4 separate regions of the Homo sapiens genome follow, and all the other regions are linked to region 1. A link is a loop called in an ENCODE intact Hi-C map of the cell type or tissue named here. Cell type or tissue: B cell. All regions are shown on one strand.

Evidence for each region. Peaks named below come from ENCODE experiments on the same cell type or tissue, not always from the same donor. Only the 100,000 strongest peaks of a DNase experiment are listed, where the experiment ranks them.
Region 2: it touches region 1 in a loop (4-fold over the local background); 29 of 110 quality-filtered maps call a loop at or near these places.
Region 3: it touches region 1 in a loop (7-fold over the local background); 6 of 110 quality-filtered maps call a loop at or near these places.
Region 4: a loop joins it to region 1, with 14 times the contacts of the local background. A loop is called at or near these places in 23 of 110 quality-filtered maps.

What each region holds. Positions count from the first base shown.
Region 1 is chr7:75,527,055-75,529,554 of GRCh38, reverse strand. It overlaps the pseudogene PMS2P3. Among named protein-coding and RNA genes, the nearest start is that of SPDYE5, 36 kb to the right of the region's middle. RefSeq lists an enhancer at 1,222-1,516 and a silencer at 1,633-1,782. In B cell, no CTCF peak of the experiment used is centred here; DNase peaks (open chromatin) are centred at 1,374 and 2,084; H3K4me3 peaks cover 1,721 bases; H3K27ac peaks cover 1,757 bases.
Region 2 is chr7:75,761,538-75,764,037 of GRCh38, reverse strand. No RefSeq gene overlaps it. Among named protein-coding and RNA genes, the nearest start is that of CCL26, 9.4 kb to the left of the region's middle. In B cell, CTCF peaks have their summits at 1,195 and 1,395 (motif pointing right); a DNase peak (open chromatin) is centred at 1,427.
Region 3 is chr7:75,076,213-75,078,712 of GRCh38, reverse strand. No RefSeq gene overlaps it. Among named protein-coding and RNA genes, the nearest start is that of RCC1L, 3.7 kb to the right of the region's middle. In B cell, CTCF peaks have their summits at 778 and 977 (motif pointing left); no DNase peak of the experiment used is centred here.
Region 4 is chr7:75,641,844-75,644,343 of GRCh38, reverse strand. All of the region lies in intron 1 of HIP1 (huntingtin interacting protein 1), which reads left to right. Among named protein-coding and RNA genes, the nearest start is that of HIP1, 96 kb to the left of the region's middle. In B cell, CTCF peaks have their summits at 1,064 and 1,266 (motif pointing right); a DNase peak (open chromatin) is centred at 1,293.

The sequences.
Region 1 (2,500 bases):
GGGAGGCAGAGGTTGCTATGAGCCAAGAACGCGCCATTGCACTCCAACCTGGGCAACAAGAACGAAACTCTGTCTCAAAATAAATAAATAAATAAATAAATAAATAAATAAAATAACCAACTTTAGGATGGGTGCAGTGGCTCACGCCTGTAATCTCAGCACTTTGGGAGGCCGAGGTGGGCGGATCACCTGAGGTCAGGAGTTCAAGACCAGCCTGGCCAACATGGCGAAACCCCGTCTCTACTAAAAATACAAAAATTAGCTGGGCGTGGTGGTGGGCGCCTGTAAACCCAGCTACTCGGGAGGCTGAGACAGAAGAAGAACTGCTTCAACCCAGGCGGTGGAGGTTGCAGTGAACTGAGATCGCGCCACTGCACTCCAGCCTGGGTGAGAGAGTGAGACTCCATATCAAAAAAATGATAATAATAAAAATAAATAAATAAAAAATAAAATAACCAAGTTTAATGTATTTTTACTACAGTCAGTTTCTTAGTTCATTTGTACTGCTTTAACAGTACCTGAGACCTGGTAATTTAAAAAGAACAGTAGTTGGCCGGGCACAGTGGCTCACACCTATAATCTCAGCACTTTGGGAGGCTCAGGTGAGTGGATCACTTGAGTCCAGGAGTTCAAGACCACTCTGGGCAACATAGGGAGACCCCATCTCTACAAAAAATAATAATAATAAATAGCCAGGTGTGGTGGTGCACACCTGTAGTCCCAGCAACATGGGAGGCTGAGGTGAGTGGATCCAGGTACAGCACTTAAACACTCCTGACAATGAGTGCTGACAAAGAAAAACTGAGCAAAAGTGGAATTCGAGAGAACTCGAATTTAGCCCAGCTAAATTTTGTATTTTTAGTAGAGACAGGGTTTCATCATGTTGGCCAGGATGGTCTCTATCTCTTGACCTCGCAATCCGCCCGCCTCGGCCTCCCAAAGTGCTGGGATTACAGGCGTGAGCCACCGCGCCCGGCTACAAGTTCTTTTTTCTTTTTGTTCCTTGGAAAGCATCGCTGGGCATTTATCCTGTCCTAGTATTTGAGTGAAACTTCTCTTAGCATTTCAGCGCAGTGACCAAGAGACACCCTTTCCTTTCCTTCTCCTTATGGGAAACTCGGTTCTAACCCAGAGGACTTGGGCTCCAGGACCCAGTAAGGCAGCCCTGGACTAAAAGGGAGTAAAGACAAACGTGAAGTTCAGTCCGGTGTTCAGGGCTGCCAAAGCTCATAGCCTGGAGTTTCTTATCCTCTAGGCGGGGTAGAGACATTTAAAACCGCCCCTAAACTTGTGAGGCGCATAGGCTCATGGGAAATAGAGTCCAGTACTTGTCCGGAGACCAGCAGTGGGCCCTGGGAGGCGGACTTCCGGTGCACTCCTGCGCGTGTGCACCTCTCCCGGCGTGCGTGTTCGGGCATGCGCGCTGCCGCCGCACTGCCCTCGCTTCCTGTGAGTCTTCAGGTCGCCGCTTGCTCTCGTTCCTAGGGTTTGGCCTGCAGTGGACGAGCATCGCATAGCCTGCGGGGCTGGATGCTGACCGCCCGGGCCAGCACCTAGGCGGACGCGGAGCTGTGCAGACCAGGGTTCGCGCGGGCCGGGTGGAGGCTCAAGCGGGGACCCCGGAGCGTGAGCCCCGGAGTCGGCGGCGCTGGGGCCAGAGGGGCCGGGAGGGAGTCGGCTGAGGTGGCGGCGGAGGCGAAGTGGCGGCGGAGGCGAAGGGGCGGCGGGACCCGGGCCTGGCCCGTATGTGTCCTTGGCGGCCTAGACTAGGCCGTCGCTGTATGGTGAGCCCCAGGGAGGCGGATCTGGGCCCCCAGAAGGACACCCGCCTGGATTTGCCCCGTAGGCCCGGCCCGGGCCCCTCGGGAGCAGAACAGCCTTGGTGAGGTGGACAGGAGGGGACCTCGCGAGCAGACGCGCGCGCCAGCGACAGCAGCCCCGCCCCGGCCTCTCGGGAGCCGGGGGGCAGAGGCTGCGGAGCCCCAGGAGGGTAAGTCTGGGATTTTCGGGCCCAGAGCGAGAAGGGCCTGGGTGAAGTCACCGTGTGTTGGGGACCTTTGAGTGTGGGGCAGGGGGAGGGTCCCGATCGCTTGCAGGAGAGACGTGTGTTTGGGTTCGAGGGCAGGGTCCGGCTGCACGGAACAGGCGCTGCATGGGAAGATCTGGGAGGACGAGGCTTACGGGGGCGTGGAGGGTGTCACCACCCTCAGCTGCGGACGTCGTCTCCACTCCCCGCTAACCCCTAACAGCCCTTCCTCCTCCTCTCCGTGCTCCAGATTTCGACCGCCTCTAAACGTCCCTCAGCACCTCTGTTCTCTCATTTAAGTGTCTGCTGATTCGCCCCTTAGATCTGCCCTGGGAGAATCGTAGTAATGCAGGAACAGCCTGCAGGGATTCTCTCCTGCTGCCTCAGTTGCTAGGGGAAGAGACTGGGCCTTAGCAGGTGGGTGACTTGACCAGGTCACTGGCTTTGTGGATGGAATTACTCATAGTAGAACTC
Region 2 (2,500 bases), 230 kb before region 1:
ATCTCAAAAAAAAAAAAAAAGAAAAAAGAAAAGAATGTCAGGGTCACGTTTTTCAGAAGGCCTCGGTGATTTTTGTCATGTCCCCAAACAGCAGTGGCTGTCTCTGGCCTCTGGCACCTTTTGTTTCCCGTGTACAGCGCTTTTATACAATTGTAATATGGTGATTGATGTTCTTAGCTCTGCTACCAGACTGAAGCCTCCTGCGTTTGGGGATTAATTCATTTTTTTAGTTAAAAAAAATATTATTGGCCGAGCGTGGTGGCTCATGCCTGTAATCCCAGCACTTTGGGAGGCCAAGGTGGGCAGATCACGAGGTCAGGAGTTCGAGACCAGCCTGGCCAATATGGTGAAACCCTGTCTCTACTAAAAATACAAAAATTAGCTGGGCATGGTGGCACGTCCCTGTAATCCCAGCTACTCGGGAGGCTGAGGCAAGAGAATTGCTTGAACCAGGAAGTTGGAGGTTTCAGTGAGCTGAGATTGTACCACTGCACTCCAGCCAGGGTGACAGAATGAGACTCTGTCTCAAATAATAATAATAATAAATTAGTATTATGAAGCCTGGTGCAGTGGATCACACCTGTAATCCTAGCACTTTGGGAGGCTGAAGTGCGAGGATCATCTGAGCCCGGGAAGTTGGAGGGTGCAATCAGCAGAGATTGCACCACTGCACTCCAAGCTGGGTGACAGAGCGAGAGCCTGTTTTTTTTTTTTTTTTTTAAGTATTATTATAATTACAAAAAAAATTTTTGGGGCCGGGCCCAGTGGCTCATCCCTATAATCCCAGCACTTTGGGAGGTGGAAGCTGGCAGATCACTTGAGGCCAGGGGTTCAAGACCATACTGGCCAACATGATGAAACCCGTTTCTACTAAAAATGCAAAAATTAGCCAGGTGTGGTGGCACCTGCCTGTAATCCCAGTTACTCGGGAGGCTGAGGCGGGAGAATCGCTTGAATCTGGGAGGTGGAGGTTGCAGTGAGTTGAGATCACACGGCTGCACTCCAGGCCAGGCGACGGAGTGAGACTGCGTCTCAAAAAAAAAAAAAAAAATTATAGAGACAAGGTCTTATGTTGCCCAGGCTGGTCTCAAACTTCTAGCCTCAAGTGAGCCCCAAAAGTGCTCACTCAGACTCCCAAAGTGCTGGGATAACAGATGTGAGCCACACCACCCAGGCCTCAGGGATTAATTCTATCTTGCACAAATGAAAGACTTGGGAAACATCTGTGTAATATGCCACCAAATACAAATACTGCCAGACACCCTTTGCCCAGGCTCAACTCTGAATCAGAGCAGAGTACCTAGGGGAAGAGATCCAGACATCCAAGCTTGCAAGACAAATTCCTGGTTGAGAGCTCTATAAAGAAGAGGGACTTCTAGCTGTAGTTCTACAAGTTTACCAGCAGATGGGAACAGTCTCCTACCATCTTTTAAAGTTTCCTACCACTGCACTGTTGACAACTGGCAGATTTACAGAAAAGTCTATTCTGTGAGTCTTTACCAAGGATCTACTTGAAATCTAGAGTCATGTGCAATCTCTTTGGGAGGCGGGCAGGGAAGAGACAAAAGTGAAGGAAGACTGAGCTCAATCTTCAGAGGGTACATTTCATTGGAGAGCAATGAAATACACACAAAGCAATTAAGATCCCCTACAAGATAACACACCTGAGAGTTTGACGGGAGACACTATCTCCTTGGGCTTCAGTTTCACGAAATGAGGAGGGAGAAATTGAAGACATTCACAGTGGCTGGCGCGGTGGCTCACGCTTGTAATCCCAGCACTTTGGGAGGCTGAGGCAGGCAGATCACCTGAGGTCAGGAGTTCGAGAGCAGCCTGACCAGTATGGTGACACCTCGTCTTTACTAAATACAAAAAAATTAGCCGGGCATGGTGGCGCATGCCTGTAATCCCAGCTACTTGGGAGGCTGAGGCAAAAGAATTGCTTGAACCCAGGAGGCAGAGGTTGCAGTGAGCTGAGATTGCACCATTGCACACCAGCCTGGATGACAAGAGTGAAACTCCATCTCAAGAAAAAAAAAAAAAAGAGGAAGAAGACATTCATAGTGTCCCAACCTAGGTGCACATCAACAGTGGACTGGATAAAGAAAGTGGGGTACATATACACCAAGGAATACTATGCAGCCATAAAAAGAATGAAATCATGTCCTTTGCAGTAACATGGATGCAGCTGGAGGCCATTATCCTAAGTGAATCAACACAGAACCAGAAAACCAAATATAGCATGCTGTCCCTTACAAGTGGGAACTAAGCACTGAACACACAGGGACATAAAGATGTGAACAATAGCCCAGGTGCAATGGCTCACGCCTGTAATCCCAGCACTTTGGGAGGCCGAGGCAGGAGGATGACTTGAGCTCATGAGTTCAAGAGCAACCTGGGCAACATGGCGAAATGCCGTCTCTACCAAAAATACAAAAAATTAGCTGGGTGTGGTGGTGCACACCTGTGGTTCCAACTGCTTGGGAGGCTGATGTGGGAG
Region 3 (2,500 bases), 450 kb after region 1:
ACCCTGGCCAACATGGTGAAACCCCGACTCTACTAAAAATACAAAAATTAGCCGGTCGTGGTGGCAGGTCACTGTAATCCTAGCTACTCGGGAGGCTGAGGCAGGAGAATTGCTTGAATCCGGGAGGAGGAAGTTGCAGTAAGCCAAGATCCTGCCACCGCACTCCAGCCTGGCAACAGAGTGAGACTCTGTCTCAAAAACAGACAAACAAACAAATGTAAGGTTAGTTAAGTTCACTCTTTCCCAGACTAGAGAATTTCAGCTACATCAAACGTCAAAATAATTAGAATGTGTACAGGAAAATGTCATCATAGGTGGTGAAGAAATTAGCTTGGCTAACGTTAGCAGACATTTGGATACTCTGAGATAGCTGATAGTTTGACAGTAGTACCATCTTTTCCAAGCAAAAATTTGGACAGAAATGTAAGTATTTTCTAGCATAGAACCAGTCTACAAAACCAGCCAAGTTTTTTTCATGTTTGTTTGTTTGTTTGTTTGTTTTTGAGCCAGAGTCTCTCTCTGTCGCCCAGGCTGGAGAGCAGTGGCGCAATCTGGGCTCACTGCAACCTCTGTCTCCTGGGTTCAAGCATTTCTCATGCCTCAGCCTCCTGTGTACCTAGGATTAAAGGCACCTGCCACCACGACCGGCTAATTTTTTTTTTGTATTTTTAGTAGAGATAGCATTTCACCATGTTGGCCAGGCTTGTCTTGAACTCCTGACCTCAGGTGATCTACCTGCCTCGACCTCCCAAAGTGCTGGGATTACAGGCGTGAGCCACCACGCCAAGCCAGAAAAGTAAGTATTTTCTAGCACAGAAGCAGTCTACAAAACCAACCAAGTTTTGATAGCAAAATAGAAAAGCCCAGTTGTGGCTACAAATCCAGCTCTTTATTGGCCAAATAGACGTTTAGGATGTTTTAGCCTTTCATAGGAGACAGAATTGGTGGGTAAGTATTGCCACCCCGTGGCTGCGGTTCACATTGCAGTTTGTCCTTTTATCTTCAAAATACTAAACCAAGGCTTGTGTCCTTTGGATATCCCCTAATAGTAAAATGTTTTAGAAATTTGAGAAACTCACATAGGGTTATTAAAATATTGACAAGTAAAAAAAATTTTAAAACCTACTATCCTATTGTCATTATGAGTTTGTAAAAGACCAGACGTTGAGCCAGGTGGGATGGCTCACGCCTGTAATTCCAGCACTTACAGAGGCCAAGGCAGGTGGATCACCTGAGGTCAGGAGGTGGATCACCTGAGGTCAGGAGGTGGATCACCTGAGGTCAGGAGTTCGAGACCAGCCGGGCCAATATAGTGAAACCCCGTCTCTACTAAAAATACAAAAATTAGCCAGGCATTGTGGTGGGTGCCTGTAATCCTAGCTATTTGGGAGGCTGAGGTAGGAGAATCACTTAGAACCCAGGAGGCGGAGGTTGTAGTGAGCCGAGACTGTGCCACTGCACTCCAGCCTTGATGAAAAAGCCAGACTTTGAAAAAACAAAAAAATCAGATGTTGAAAACCAAAAAACTAGAAAGGACACAAACTCAGATAAAAGGACAGTCCTGCTTATGAAAGTTCAGTTCAAAATTTTTCTTTTCTTTCTTTCTTTTTTTTTTTTTTTTTGAGACAGGGTTTGTTCTGTCACCCAGGCCGGAGTGCAGTGGTGCAAATGCAGCTCACTACAGCCTCGACCTCCCAGGCTCAAGAATCCTCCCACCTCAGTCTCCCAAGTAGCTGGGACCACAGGTGGGCTCCAACATGCCAGGCTAATTCTTAAATTTTGTATACAGACAAGGTCTTGTTATGTTGCCCAGGCTGGTCTCGAACTCCTGGGCTCAAGCAGTCCTCCTGCCTTAGCCTCCCAAAGTGCTGGGATTATAGGCATGAGCCACTCCACCCAGCTGAACTGTGTATGCATTTCGTAAATATATAAATATTCCCTATATTAACTATTAATATTAACTATATTTATAATATTTACATAATTGTCCTTTATCAATATATGTCTCAGATTTATCAACTCAAGTGCAGCCAAATTCTGTCTCTAAAAAATGAGTAAATAAATGAATAAATAGGCCGGGCACGGTGGCTCATGCCTGTAATCCCAGCACTTTGGGAGGCCGAGGCGGGTGGATCACCTGAGTTCAGGAGTTCGAGACCAGCCTGGCCAATAGGGTGGAGCCCCGTCTCTACTAAAAATACAAAACAAAATTAGCCGGGCGTGGTGGTGGGCGCCTGTAATTCCAGCTACTCAGGAGGCTGAGGCAGGAGAATCGCTTGAGCCAGGAGGTGGAGGATGCAGTGAGCTGAGGTCACGCCACTGTACTCCAGCCTGGGCAACAAAAGTGAAACTCCGTCTCAAAAAAATAAAAAATAAAGGAATAAAGACAGAGATAAGGAATAAAGGAATAGAGACGGAGATAAGTTTTTTTTGTTTTTTTGTTTTGAGATGGAGTCTCGTTCTGTCGCCCAGGCTGGAGTGCAGGGGCACGATCTCGGCT
Region 4 (2,500 bases), 110 kb before region 1:
CAGCCTGGGCAACAAGAGTGAAATTCCATCTCAAAAACAAAACAAAACAAAATTATCCAGAAGCTTCCAAGAGCTAGCCACCAAGTAAGCTGAGAGACAGGTGTGTGGAGCCAAGAGCCAGCCACCCACTGTGCTGGGTGCTTTAATTCTTACATTGACCCTGGGAGGAATAATGTTTATTAGCCTGTTTTTCAGGTAAGGAAACTGAAATTCAGAGAGGTTAAGGAACTTGCTCATATCTAGAAAGAAATGGAGCCAGAATTCAACTTGAGATCTGTCTACCTCCAGGGCCTACCCATACTTTCTTATTTCTGTTTTGGTTTTGTTTGTTTGTTTGTTTGTTTGAGACAGAGTCTTACTTTGTTACCCAGGCTGGAGTGCAGCAGCGGGATCTTGGCTCACTGCAACCTCCGCCTCCCAGGGCCAAGTGATTCTCCTGTCTCAACCTCTCGAGTAGCTGAGATTACAGGTGCCTGCCACCATGCCCAGCTAATTTTTGTATTTTTAGTAGAGACAGGGTTTCACCATGCTGGCCAGGCTAGTTTTGAACTCCTGACCTCAAGTGGTCCACCCACCTGGGCCTCCCAAAGTTCTGGGATTATAGGTGTGAGCCACCGCGCCCAGCCATACCCTATTATTTCTTTTAATAGCCATCTCTATTATGCAGGTAATAACATTTCATTACATTCTCCTTATAAAAATTAAAACACTGTAGGCAAAGTTACAGAACCTTTGGACTAACCCTTCCCATCCCACTGCCCTTCCCAGGTCTCATCCATGCACTCTTCCACAATACCTGCAAAATACGCATTGTAATAATAATACCCATTCTACGCCTTTCCTGACTTAAAAAAATTCTTTTAATTTAAATGGAAATAGAGATGGGGTCTCACTATGTTGCCTAGGCTGGTCTCGAACTCCTGGGCTCAAGCAGTCCTCCTGCCTTGGCCTCCTAAAGTGCTGGGATTACAGGCATGAGCCACCACAACTGGCCCCTTTCCTGACTTTTTAAGGGTGAAATGAAATAATGAGTAAAAATACCTTTTGTAAACGTTACAGCCCTCTGTAGACGCCTACTGCTAGCATTAGCATAGTAACATATGTTACTTAAGGCCCTTTCATAAGCAATATTTTTTATCTTAAATATCATTACTGGGAATTAATGGACTTCTATGCCTCTAAAGGAGGCTATAAAGCCTTGCCAGAGTCTGGCAGTGAAAACCTCAGTGTGGTCTTTAGGGCTAGGCTGCAGAATCTCGACTCACCAGTAGGTGTCAGCCTCTACCAAGACACGCCCACCTCACCTTCTGTACGAATTACGTCAAGGAACTGAGAGCCTTCTAGGCCTGTTGTGTGCTTTTCAGTGGATGTTAAACGTGGAGTGCTGTGGGGTTGGAATTCCGGCTGGAAGTAAGGGCCAGGGCACTCAAGATGCAAAGACCAGTGAGGCCAACTTTGGCCTGAGTTTGCTCACAGGTGAGCCAGGTAGTCCTGGGCTCAGACCCTCCCATCCTAGGGAAATGCAGGCTGTGCTCAAGGCTGTCCATTGTGGGAAGGGACTCCCAAGGGACTGGCTGTGTCCGATGGGTCAGGGAAGGTAACATTTGAGGTCAGTCCTGAAGGATGAGAAAGACACTTCTAAGCTCAGGAAGAGGGAAGGACCTTCCAGGAGCATCCTGGGCACAGATGAGCAGTTTGATGGATGGGCAGGGTGGGAGGATGAGAGAGGATAGACAAGAATGGGGGCAGATATGTCTATAGCATTGAGAACCAAATAAACCATAGAAGGGTTTTGTTTTGTTTTGTTTTGAGACAGAGTCTCACTCTGTGGCCCAAGCTGGAGTGCAGTGGTGCGATCTCAGCTCACTGCAACCTCTGTCTCTCGTGTTCAAGTGATTCTCCTGCCTCAACCTCCTGACTAGATGGGATTACAGGCATGCGCCACCACTCCCAGATATTTTTGTATTTTTAGTAGAGACGGTTTCACCATGTTGGCCAAGCTGGTCTTGAACTCCTGACCTCAGGTGATCCTCCCGCCTCAGCCTCCCAAAGTGCTGGGATTACAGGTGTGAACCGTCGTACCCAACCAGAAGGGTTTTTTGTTTTGTTTTGAAGACAGGGTCTCACTCTGTTACCCAGGCTGGTCTAGAATCCTGGCCTCAAGCAATCCTCCCACCTCAGCCTCCCAAAGTGCTGAGATTACAGGCATGAGCCACTGCACCCGGCCTGTTGTTTTTTTCTTTTTTTCTATTTGGGATGGGCTGGCCAGTAGGGAGTCACAATTAGATGTGTATAGGATGAATTGGACAGGAAGAGACTGAAGGCAGAGGCTGTTGTCGAAAGTCTTATCCAGGGAAGGAATAGTCAATAAGACATAGATTGGAAGCTACTTGCAAGAAAGAATCGCAGGGATGTGGGACCTGATTAGATGGAGTGGGAGCGGGGATTGTTGCTGGAGGAATTAAGGCTGCCTTTGAAGTTTCCAGCTTAACCAGCTCAG